Regions from separate parts of the Homo sapiens genome. Here region 2 is linked to region 1. A link is an interaction called in ENCODE POLR2A ChIA-PET data of the cell type or tissue named here. Cell type or tissue: OCI-LY7. All regions are shown on one strand. Region 1 overlaps SIK3 (SIK family kinase 3). Region 2 overlaps SIK3 (SIK family kinase 3).

The links. ChIA-PET counts read pairs that join two places held together with the same protein. Peaks named below come from ENCODE experiments on the same cell type or tissue, not always from the same donor. Only the 100,000 strongest peaks of a DNase experiment are listed, where the experiment ranks them.
Region 2: POLR2A ChIA-PET joins it to region 1 with 7 read pairs; 5 of 35 experiments call an interaction of 5 or more read pairs at or near these places.

Annotation. Positions count from the first base shown.
Region 1 is chr11:117,038,085-117,043,084 of GRCh38, reverse strand. The region is part of intron 1 of SIK3 (SIK family kinase 3); the gene reads left to right. Among named protein-coding and RNA genes, the nearest start is that of SIK3, 58 kb to the left of the region's middle. In OCI-LY7, no CTCF peak of the experiment used is centred here; a DNase peak (open chromatin) is centred at 4,964; H3K4me3 peaks cover 674 bases; H3K27ac peaks cover 826 bases.
Region 2 is chr11:116,953,790-116,958,789 of GRCh38, reverse strand. SIK3 (SIK family kinase 3) reads left to right here. Exons shown (of 25, transcript NM_001366686.3): 2 at 1,726-1,842; 3 at 4,683-4,746. Among named protein-coding and RNA genes, the nearest start is that of APOA1, 120 kb to the right of the region's middle. In OCI-LY7, no CTCF peak of the experiment used is centred here; DNase peaks (open chromatin) are centred at 3,079 and 4,699; H3K4me3 peaks cover 2,459 bases; H3K27ac peaks cover 5,000 bases.

The DNA.
Region 1 (5,000 bases):
AGCTGTTTTGGGAACTCTTGTGGGCATATCTTGGTTTTAAAAGAAGAAAAAAGATTTACTGATTTAAGAGGTATATAAACGCAGCTTGCTGACAGTAGCTTTTGATTTTATTGGTTCAACAGATATCATTGTTGCACAATACATAATCTTTCACTGTGGCAGCTAATGAGATACAAAACTGCATAATTGCACCAACAGTTATTTTCCTTATAGAATTTGGCGGCTACTAAGTAAACAACTTTTAAAATTTATCTTAATTGGTTTAGTTATGTGCCATCATTGAATGAGTCTTAACATTTTCCTTCACGCTGTTGCACTCCACATTCTTAGTTGAACAGAGAAAGATATTATTTTAAGGGAGGGCTTGATCTTTTAGCATTTTAGCCAGTTGGCTTTTCTTAATTAGGATGATTACTCATATTTAGATGAAATCTAACTGAGAAACCACAGCAAAATGCTTACTGAAAACATTCGGGTAGTCAGTGTGGAGGAAAGACTCCTGGAAAATAAAATGTCTCAAGGTTGTTTTGAAGTTTATCCTCATTGTTTTTATTTATCCTTATGTGTGTTAAGTATACGAGGATTCCTGGTTGTACTGGTATTTTGGCAAAGTCCTGTACTGTTCCTCAAATGCTTCTAATGCAGACACTGACTTTTAAGAACCAGACACATGTAGATGTGCAGCGAGACAACACTCTGGCCTTTAACCATTGTGCCTCCTTTCTTACCTGCGAATTGCGTTTACTAGCGTATTTCACATTTCAGCCAATAGATCTAAAGAATACAAATGAGAACATATAGGACCTGTCTGCAAATAGGTTTTAACTTCCAGAGATTAGAAGTAGCTGTTGAGAGCACTGTGGGTTTAGTGAGAAAGAGTGCTTTGGCAGAATGGGCAGTGTCTACTGTAGGCTAAAAATGGGGGAACTATAGCATATCATGAGCCTTCTGTAACCCTCGAAGTCAGTTATTAGCAGTTGAACATGCTCTTTGGTCATAATGGCAGTCCCCAGGCTCCAGATAATAATTTGAGCAGGGAGCTGGGAGAAATAAGGAGGACATGAGTACATGGGACAAAAGTGGGCCAGTAAAGGGAAAATTACATATGAATGGAAGAATAGAGAATGGAAAATGGTAAACTGGAGAGAAAAAGATGAAAAAGACATGAAAAAAAAGAGTAGGGATAAACGGGCTCTACCTGTTTCCTTTTCTGATCAGTAAAGGAAAATACTTCTTGAAATCCTTAGGGCATCTTTGGACAAGGAAATCAGAAGTAATTCAAATTGTATTGTTGTCAGAGTTTAGTCTTAAAAGTTGTGTTGCCAGGTAGAAAACAAAGCATGATAATCATTTATAGAACTCCTTTAGTTGGTTTACTTGCCTCTTAGGGTAAAAACAAAATTAGACTTCCAGAGTAGTCTGTGATCTTGGAAAAGTCTTTCTGAAAAATGATTATAGAACTGTTAAGACATCTCCCATCTCATCTCATATGGCATCATACTTTTCCCAATTATTTTCAGATATTTTAGCATCAAAGTTTTCTAGAATGAGTTTTGTAGAACACTAGTATCCCTCATTGCTTAAATATATTAGGAGGAAAAGGATTTTTTTTATTAAATAAGTTTGGGAATATATAGAGTGGACAAAATTAGTTTTAAAATTACAGGTCATTTGAGAGGTCTTGAAGTACCAGTGTCTTGTGGATCCCTGAAGGGCTAGATGAGGGTGGGGCATGTAGCCTTTCTCAAATTTATGTGACTACCATACAGTTTGAGGAAAGCTGGTCTATATAAATGCATTACCTGTGAAACCTGGCTTTCTTCCACATCTCCTCTGACTTGCTTTGCTATTTTTTTCCCCATCTCTTACAGTACTTCCTGCTATCCCCCAAATTGGGGGAATTCTTTCTTTTTTCATTTTAAAATATGATATTCTGGAGATCTGAATTCTCTCTTTTTACATTTTTATATGTGTATTCCACTTTGAGCAATATTAATACTAGCTTACATTTTAAAATACGATATTCTGGAGATCCAATGTATAACATGAGGGCTATAGTTAATAATATTGTATTGCACTGGGATTTTTTTTGAGAGTAGATTTTAGTTGCCCTTGCTAAAAAAAAAAAAAAAAAAAGGAGGCAGGTAACTGTGAGGTGATGGATAAATTAATTTGCTTGACTATAGTAACCATTTCACTATATATAAGTATATAAAAACATTGTGTTGTATACCTTAAATATATACAATGAAAAAGAAAAGAAAAGAAAATATGATGATAGTATTTATATGTGAACTCTTTATTTGGATCTTTAAGTTTCTGGATAATCTGGTCCCTAATCTTATCTACATTCCCAGGTTTATTCATCACCAGTCTTCCATGGTAAGTCTTCACTTGAGCTCAATTTACTATTCCATGATTATATTCTGTATGTGGAATGTTCTCCTCTACTTTTTGTATTATGGTCTGGCTCAAGTGCACCTTTTCCATGAGACCTTCCCTGATATCTTTAGCTAGAAGTAATCTCTTCCTTGGCACATCTGTAGCATTTATGTACTAATACCTATAGTGTTATTTACAGATTTATTTGTGGTTATTTATGCACATGTCTTAGATTTCGAGCTTCAGAAGAGAGGGAATAGCATGCCATATCACCCAGAAGCTTGTAGCTTAGCTATTGCCTAGTAACATTATTAACAGAGTAATAATGTCAGCTAACATTTGTTGTTTACTATAATAAATGACGAGCACAGTTCTAAATGCTTTAGATAATTAATGTAGTGAAGAAGTAGAGTAACTTACTCAGTCACATGCTCAGTTAGTGATGGCGCCAGGATTTGAACCTAAGCATTCTTCTGCTCTTTATCACTATACAGTACTGCTTGCTATGATAGGTGCTCAGTGAGATTTGAATGAACAAATGAGCAGACAAGGCTTTGAAAAAGAGGGCCCATCATCTGTGGCTCAAGCTCATAAGGCACTTTCTTTTCCCCTTTTCAAAGCTGACATTTATCATTTATCTAGCCATGTAATGTTTTCAGTGACTAAGAACAATTAGCTAGAGTTCAGGTGGGCTGTGGGAGTGGTAGAGATGAGTGTGTGGGGAAATGTGTTTAGTCACTGTGTTTATTTTATTTATACACTAGAACCTGCTGCTATCCTTGTTGAAGAAATAGTGGTGAGTCCAGGCTTTGGAGTCAGGAAAACCTGGATGGGAGTTTCAGCTTCTTCATTTATTAGCAGTTTGGGCAAGTTTCTTAACAGTTGTAAACCGTAGTTTTCTTCTTTGTAAAATAATAGTAACTACTTCTTTAGTGTCTATGTGAGGATTAAATCAGATGATCATGTAAAGCACTTAGCTATAGTACCTACTACATATTAAGTGCCCAACAAATGTTACTTATGATACAATAGGTTTTACTTAACATAAAATTAACTCCTAATTTCTTAAAAAAATATGTCTTTTGAATGTGGACCTTTCGATTTTAGTCAGCTAAAGCATTAAGTCTGTTTTCTTCCACTCCCTCAACTTCATAGTAACATGTCTGTTTATAATATGCAGTGAGAATTGTAGTGTACATTGCACCATTTATACACTGCAAACATCATACATTAGTAACAAGTCTGTCATGAACTGAGTTAATTGTAGGGTTTGTTCTGAACATTTTCTTGCCAGGCATGGTGGCTTACGCCTGTGATCCCAGCACTATGGGAGGCTGAAGTGGGAGGATCACTTAAGTGAGTTCAAGACCAGGGCAACATAGCGAGACCTCACCTCTACAAACAAACACAATTAAAAAAATATATTTTTTCATTGTTGAGCTTTATTTTCGGTGTTTGTAATATGAAGACAATAGGTATCTTTTTATTTATCAAATAAGGTTTATTAATTATGCTTTTTCTTTTAAATGACAGCCTTGAGTCAACTTTTTCTGTCTTTGTGCTAAGAATTACAGTAGTCTCAACGTAGAGCCGAGGTGATTCTGATCTAAAGATGCTCCGTGAATGTGCGATATTTCTTTTTCTTTTTTTTTTGAGATGGAGTCTCACTCCGTCGCCCAGGCTGGAATGCAGTGGCACAATCTCAGCTCCCTGCAGCCTCCGCCTCCCAGGTTCAAACAATTCTCCTGCCTCAGCCTCCCGAGTAGCTGGGATTAGAGGCACACACCACCATGCCTGGCTAATTTTTGTATTTTTAGTAGAGATGGGGTTTCACCATTTTGGCCAGGATGGTCTTGATCTCCTGACCTCAGATGATATGCCCGCCTCCGCCTCCCAAAGTGCTGGGATTACAGGCATGAGCCACTGCGCCTGGCCGCATGTGGGATATTTCGAAGAATCTTAGCTTTGATGCATCTGTGGGGAAGAAATGAGTGATTATTAACAAAGGTAAAAGGAGAGGAGAGTCATTGCAAATAAAGAATCTTGTAGCGGCCAGGTGCGGTGGCTCACACTTGTAATCCCAACACTTTGAGAGGCCGAGGAGGATCACCTGAGGTCAGGAGTTCGATACCAGCCTGGCCAACATGGTGAAACCTCGTCTCTACTGAAAATACAAAAATTAGCCAGGCGTGGTGGCGGGTGCCTGTAATCCCAGCTACTCTGGAGGCTGAGGCAGGAGAATCGCTTGAACCTGGGAGGCAGAGGCTGTGGTGAGCCGAGATTGCACCACTGCACTCCAGCCTGGGAGACAGAGCGAGACTCTGTCTCAAAAAAAAAAAAAAAGTATCTTGTAGCAGTTTATTCTAGGCCAGAGCCACAGTTTGTGTTGATTTGGCTAGAAATTATTAAAGTTGGTATTCTGTGAAATTTTGTTTGAGTGGTTCTTTGTTTGGTTGAGCGGGTTCAGATGAGGCTGAGAAAACAGGAAGATTGTGCTTGGAAGAGGGGGAGAAGGCTTCCTTAGGCCAAGGCAGGTCAGTCATTCTATAAGGAGAGTCTCTATACAGGATGTTTCTGCTTTTAAAAATATGGTCTGATATGCAAATTCACTTATCTAG
Region 2 (5,000 bases), 84 kb after region 1:
TGCAGGTGGTCAAGGGTTATATTATCCAAGACTTCTTACAGGAAACCAAGCAGCTGGTGAGATCCTCATTAAATTCTCTACCTTCTTCTCTGCCTATCCCAGTTCTCTCTGTAGTGAAATTCTGCTTTCTTTGTCAAGTCTTTCCCAGACTTTTTCTACCTCTTCTCCTGTAGGTGAAGGTCATTCACCATCCTCTGTCTGTTGTTATACCTGGTACATAGCTCCATTGCTTGTACTTCCAATGCTGCATTGTTTTCAGTTCCACACATCTTTTTTCCTTTTTAGACTGTGATCTCCTTGAAGTTTAGGCTGTGTCTGATTAATCCTTGTAGCTCCAGCCACACCCAGCTCCTTTCATCACACTCCCTCGTTAGGCATGGCTTGAATGCTCTTTGAGTACAGCTGAAATTTATCTCCCTGTGCCTTTCTCCCGTGGGTCCTCATTTTAACACCTGAAACAGCTTCAGATAAAGTTACTTTTATGCCAGCCATTTATACATCTGAATAATCTGCCACGTATGGCTCCAAACAGTCTTTATTTCTCTGAGCTAAACATTTTTACTTTTGTAATTTTGTTTTCCTGATTTTTTCCTCAGTAAGTACTGTATATGTTCCCTTTACCTCTCTGGTGCATAGAATCTTAGAATGTTAAGATTTGGAGAGGACTAGAGTTTGACTAGTCTAGGTTCTTCATCTAACCAGTATTGCTTCCATACTGATTACATAATTGAAACTGAGATATAGACATATTTTGGAGCAACACAAATATTTTAAGTATTTCACTGAGGAAGTTTAGATTTAGTAAATTTTTAAAAGTCCTTCATCGTTCATTCTTCATTAAAATGTATTTGCTGATGAGTATCTTATTAAAAGGGGGCACATTGGAAAGATATGTTTTATGATGCAGTGCATGTATGCTAAAGAAAGATCTTCAGATTCTTATAACATTCTTATTAAGAATTTGATTCTAAAGCCAAGCTACCTAGGCTTCAATCCTGCACCTGCCACATACTAGGTGTAAATTACTTAATCTTGGGTTAATTACTTAATCTCTGTGTGCCTCAGTTTCTGTATTTCTAAAGCAAGGTTAATGATAAGGTGGGTGTTAGGAGGTTTAAATGAGTTAGTACTTCCAAACCACTAAGAGTTATGCCTGGCCCATAGTAAACATTTCGTATATGGTAGATGCTGCTACTGCTGCTGCCACCACCATCACTGCTACTATTATTATTATTATTGAGTTCTACAAGCATCTGGTGAGATGTGTAAAGCCCCTGTGAAAGTTCTCATAGAACCTTAGTAAGACACCATGTATTTATGATACAAGCTTCTTGCCTTTTTAAAAATTTTTTATTTTATTTAAAGCTTCTTGTCTTAATGAGAGACCCTGTATACCACTCTGCACTGAAACATGATTTGACCCAGACCGTAACGACATCTATGGAGTAATAAAGTATTTTTTCATAGGATTTTACCGTATAAGCAATTGAAGAAATGGCAGAAGACCCATTAGCTTTTGGAGTCTGTTCCTTTGAGACCAACTTGCTAGGAATCCATTTCCTATCTTTTTAAAAAGAGTAAATTAATTTTCCTCATTGACATTCTGTAAACAGAATACTGGCAGCTTATATTTTATGGAACGTAATGTTTTAAAGTGAACCTAATTTTTCTTAGTAAACTGCTTTTAATAATGCATCAGAGTAATTTTTTTCCCTCTGTTGTCAGGTTGCTATCAAGATCATAGATAAGACCCAGCTGGATGAAGAAAACTTGAAGAAGATTTTCCGGGAAGTTCAAATTATGAAGATGCTTTGCCACCCCCATATCATCAGGCTCTACCAGGTAGGATCATTAGTGTATAGCAGATAGCTGCAAAGAACCCAGAATATTGTATGTATGGCTCCCTTTGAAGAAATGTGGGTGGGTGAACATCTGTGACTTTTTTTGTTTCTATGTTAATCCTGCTATCTTTCCTACCCTTCTGTTTACGCGCTCAGCACTTAGTATCCTCAAGTTTCCCCTGGCCATTTACTAGTACGTTTTCCTTACCCAGGTAGGTCTTTTTAATTTGTTCTTTAAAATTTGATGCCATTCTTAGCAACAACTACACAAAATGTTAATTCAGAAGATGATGAGAATTTATTTTATTTAGTTCAGAGTTCTAACACAGGATGGGAAACTCAAAAAGAAGAGAATTTAGAGAGGTGAAAAGTTAGAGATGAATATAACATTTTTTTAATAGCATTATTTGAATACTAGTTTCTGTGATCATGTTATAAATTGTTATGGCAAAGGACTGCTTCTTGGATCAATCAAAACCTACCTCTTTTCTATTCTAATAGGATTGTAGACTTAGTTTTCCAAGGTAGTAATTATTTTGATAATCAAGAGACCAGATCAAGTGACCAGATCTCTCCAATAGGAGAGATTTCTATTTTAGTTTTTTTTTTTTTTGGTCTTCCCAAGAAACATGCATATTTCATGCCATCATCAAAATGATTCCCTAGCATAACTACAAAAGCAGTAAATCTGATGGCTGGAATTTCAAGCGGGATAGGAGGAGAGGACCTTGCCTTAGCAGGCTGGTGAAAGAGATATTTTGGGAGAGGTGGGGCTTCGGGATGCTTCTCAAATTGCAATGTGTTGGCAGCCGAGAACTTTGCCTCTGCATAGGCCCAACTCTACTTGCTGCTTTCTGCCAGAACAGCCATCTCTTAGTTCTGAAGGACGTGGCCACCCACTTGGTTATTTTGCTGCTGTTAGTCTGCAGTAAATGGTTACTGGCCCAGACATAGGACCATGTGTAAAAGTGGAGAAAGTACACCCAAGGCTCTATGGGCAAGCTTTCGTAGCCTCTTAGTTTTATGGAAAAGAAAACATGTTGTGATATTAACATGTGTGGTTAAAACTACAGCGTTAGAGCTCTTCCCTGGCATCAGCTGCTCACATAATGAAATTAGGTCAACAGGAGCAGACCTGTTGAAATTTATCAGCCTAAATTATGTTGAACAACGCCTACCTTCTGCCCCACAAGCAAACTTATGAAAGCTTCCTGGTGCTGCCTGAAGACCTATATCTGTGAGCTCACAGGTGTCTAACCTCAGCTTCCTTCCTATCCTGATGGGCTGAATAAATTTCTTGACCTTACCTTTTAAAATAAATCATCTTTAAATAATTGTGGGGCTTAGGCTGACCTTTCTCAAGAGGTTGACTTATAGCTATTACCCTTGTAACTGAATTCTGCAAGTTTGCCTGTCTTACCCAAGATTAGCCTATGAGGATTTCCACAGGTCCAGTGCTAGCTTTGAGCAGTGCCTTCTTTCAAGCTTTAATTTTGCTTTCTGGCAGCTGGGTTTTTTAAATTTTATTTATTTATTTATTTATTTATTTTTGAGACGAAGTCTCACTCTGTTGCCCGGGCTGGAGTGCAGTGGCATGATCTCTGCTCACTGCAGCCTGCGCCTCCTGGGTTCAAGTGATTCTACTGCCTCAGCCTTCCAAGTAGCTGGGATCACAGGCATGTGCCACCACGCCCAGCTAATTTTTGTATTTTTAGTAGAAACGGGGTTTCACTGTGTTGGCCAGGCTGGTCTCGAACTCCTAATCTCAAGTGATCCACCCACCTCGGCCTCCCAAAGTGCTGGGATTACAGGCGTGAGCCACTGCGCCTGGCCGGAACTGAATTTTTAATTGTATTTAGTTTTAATTAATTTAAGTGTAAAACTAAAAATAATTTTAAAAAGAATTGTTGAAATGATAGTATTTTGGATATATTGGGGTAAATAAAAAGTAGTATTAGAATTATCTTCACCTTTTCCTTTTTCCTTTTTAAATGTGGCTACTAGAAAAGTTAAAATAATATATGCAGTTCATATTATATTTCTATTGGACAGCACTGTTGTAGAAAGATATACAATAAGCAGAGAACAGTGTTCCTCTGGGGATTGAGATGGAGGAGATTGGGAAGAGGAAAGCCTTTGGTCTTTTGTTTTATAATGAGTGTATGTAATCATTATTACTTTTAAAAATGTTTGATGGAAAATGTAAAAAGGAAGAAAGGACTGACAACATACTACAATGAATTTTAAAAAGGAGCAACAAAGGGACCAAGACAAAACACAAATCACTTACGTTACTTTAAAAGGTTGAGTATTTTAAATTACTGTTCTCTTTTTTTCAAATAAATGGGCAGTGGAAAGGAAAGTTGTCATTTCTATAAAAAAAAGAAAGACATATGTGATTTCTGTGGCGTTCTTATGTGACTCCCATTATTTTCCCCAAAGGCTTCTTTTTGCTTTAGTTTTTTTTTTTTTGATTTGATAGGGCATTTTTGTGCTTCAGATGATTGATGTTGAATCTGAAGTTTAAGTTTTGGTTCTTGACAACTTCTTTGCCTCTCAGTTTTATGGAGCTTAAGAGATTGCAGAGACCTCATGGAACATCAAAAAGCCTATCTCTCTCAAGCAATAAATGTTTCCTACTTTTAAGAACTTGGAGGAATATCTAATTTTCCCTTTCTTCTTAATAACATTTATATTTGTTTCCCCAAAAATGTTTTAAATTTTCTTTAATCTATAGTGGTTATTAATATTTCAAATGAGAAAAGAGGAGTCATTAGTTTATCTTCCTGTATCAGCCTGTCATTTGTGTCACTGTCTGTCACTTTCCTGCCTTTGCACCAGGTTATGGAGACAGAACGGATGATTTATCTGGTGACAGAATATGCTAGTGGAGGGGAAATATTTGGTAAGTACATTTATTGCATTCTTTAAACAGCTATTGAGCACACTATGGCAAACCTAAAATAGCTGTTCAGTGCCTTTGTCACTTGAGCAGCAGTCACTTGATGCTGTTCTTCAATCCTGCCATTTTCTATCAACAAAGGCATTTTAATTTGTTTTGATTAATCTAGTAAAATCCCTTTAACACATTTGTTTCCTTAGCAAAGGTGTTTTGTTTATTTCAGTCAGGCGCTGACAGTTGAGATTAAAGATCTCCAA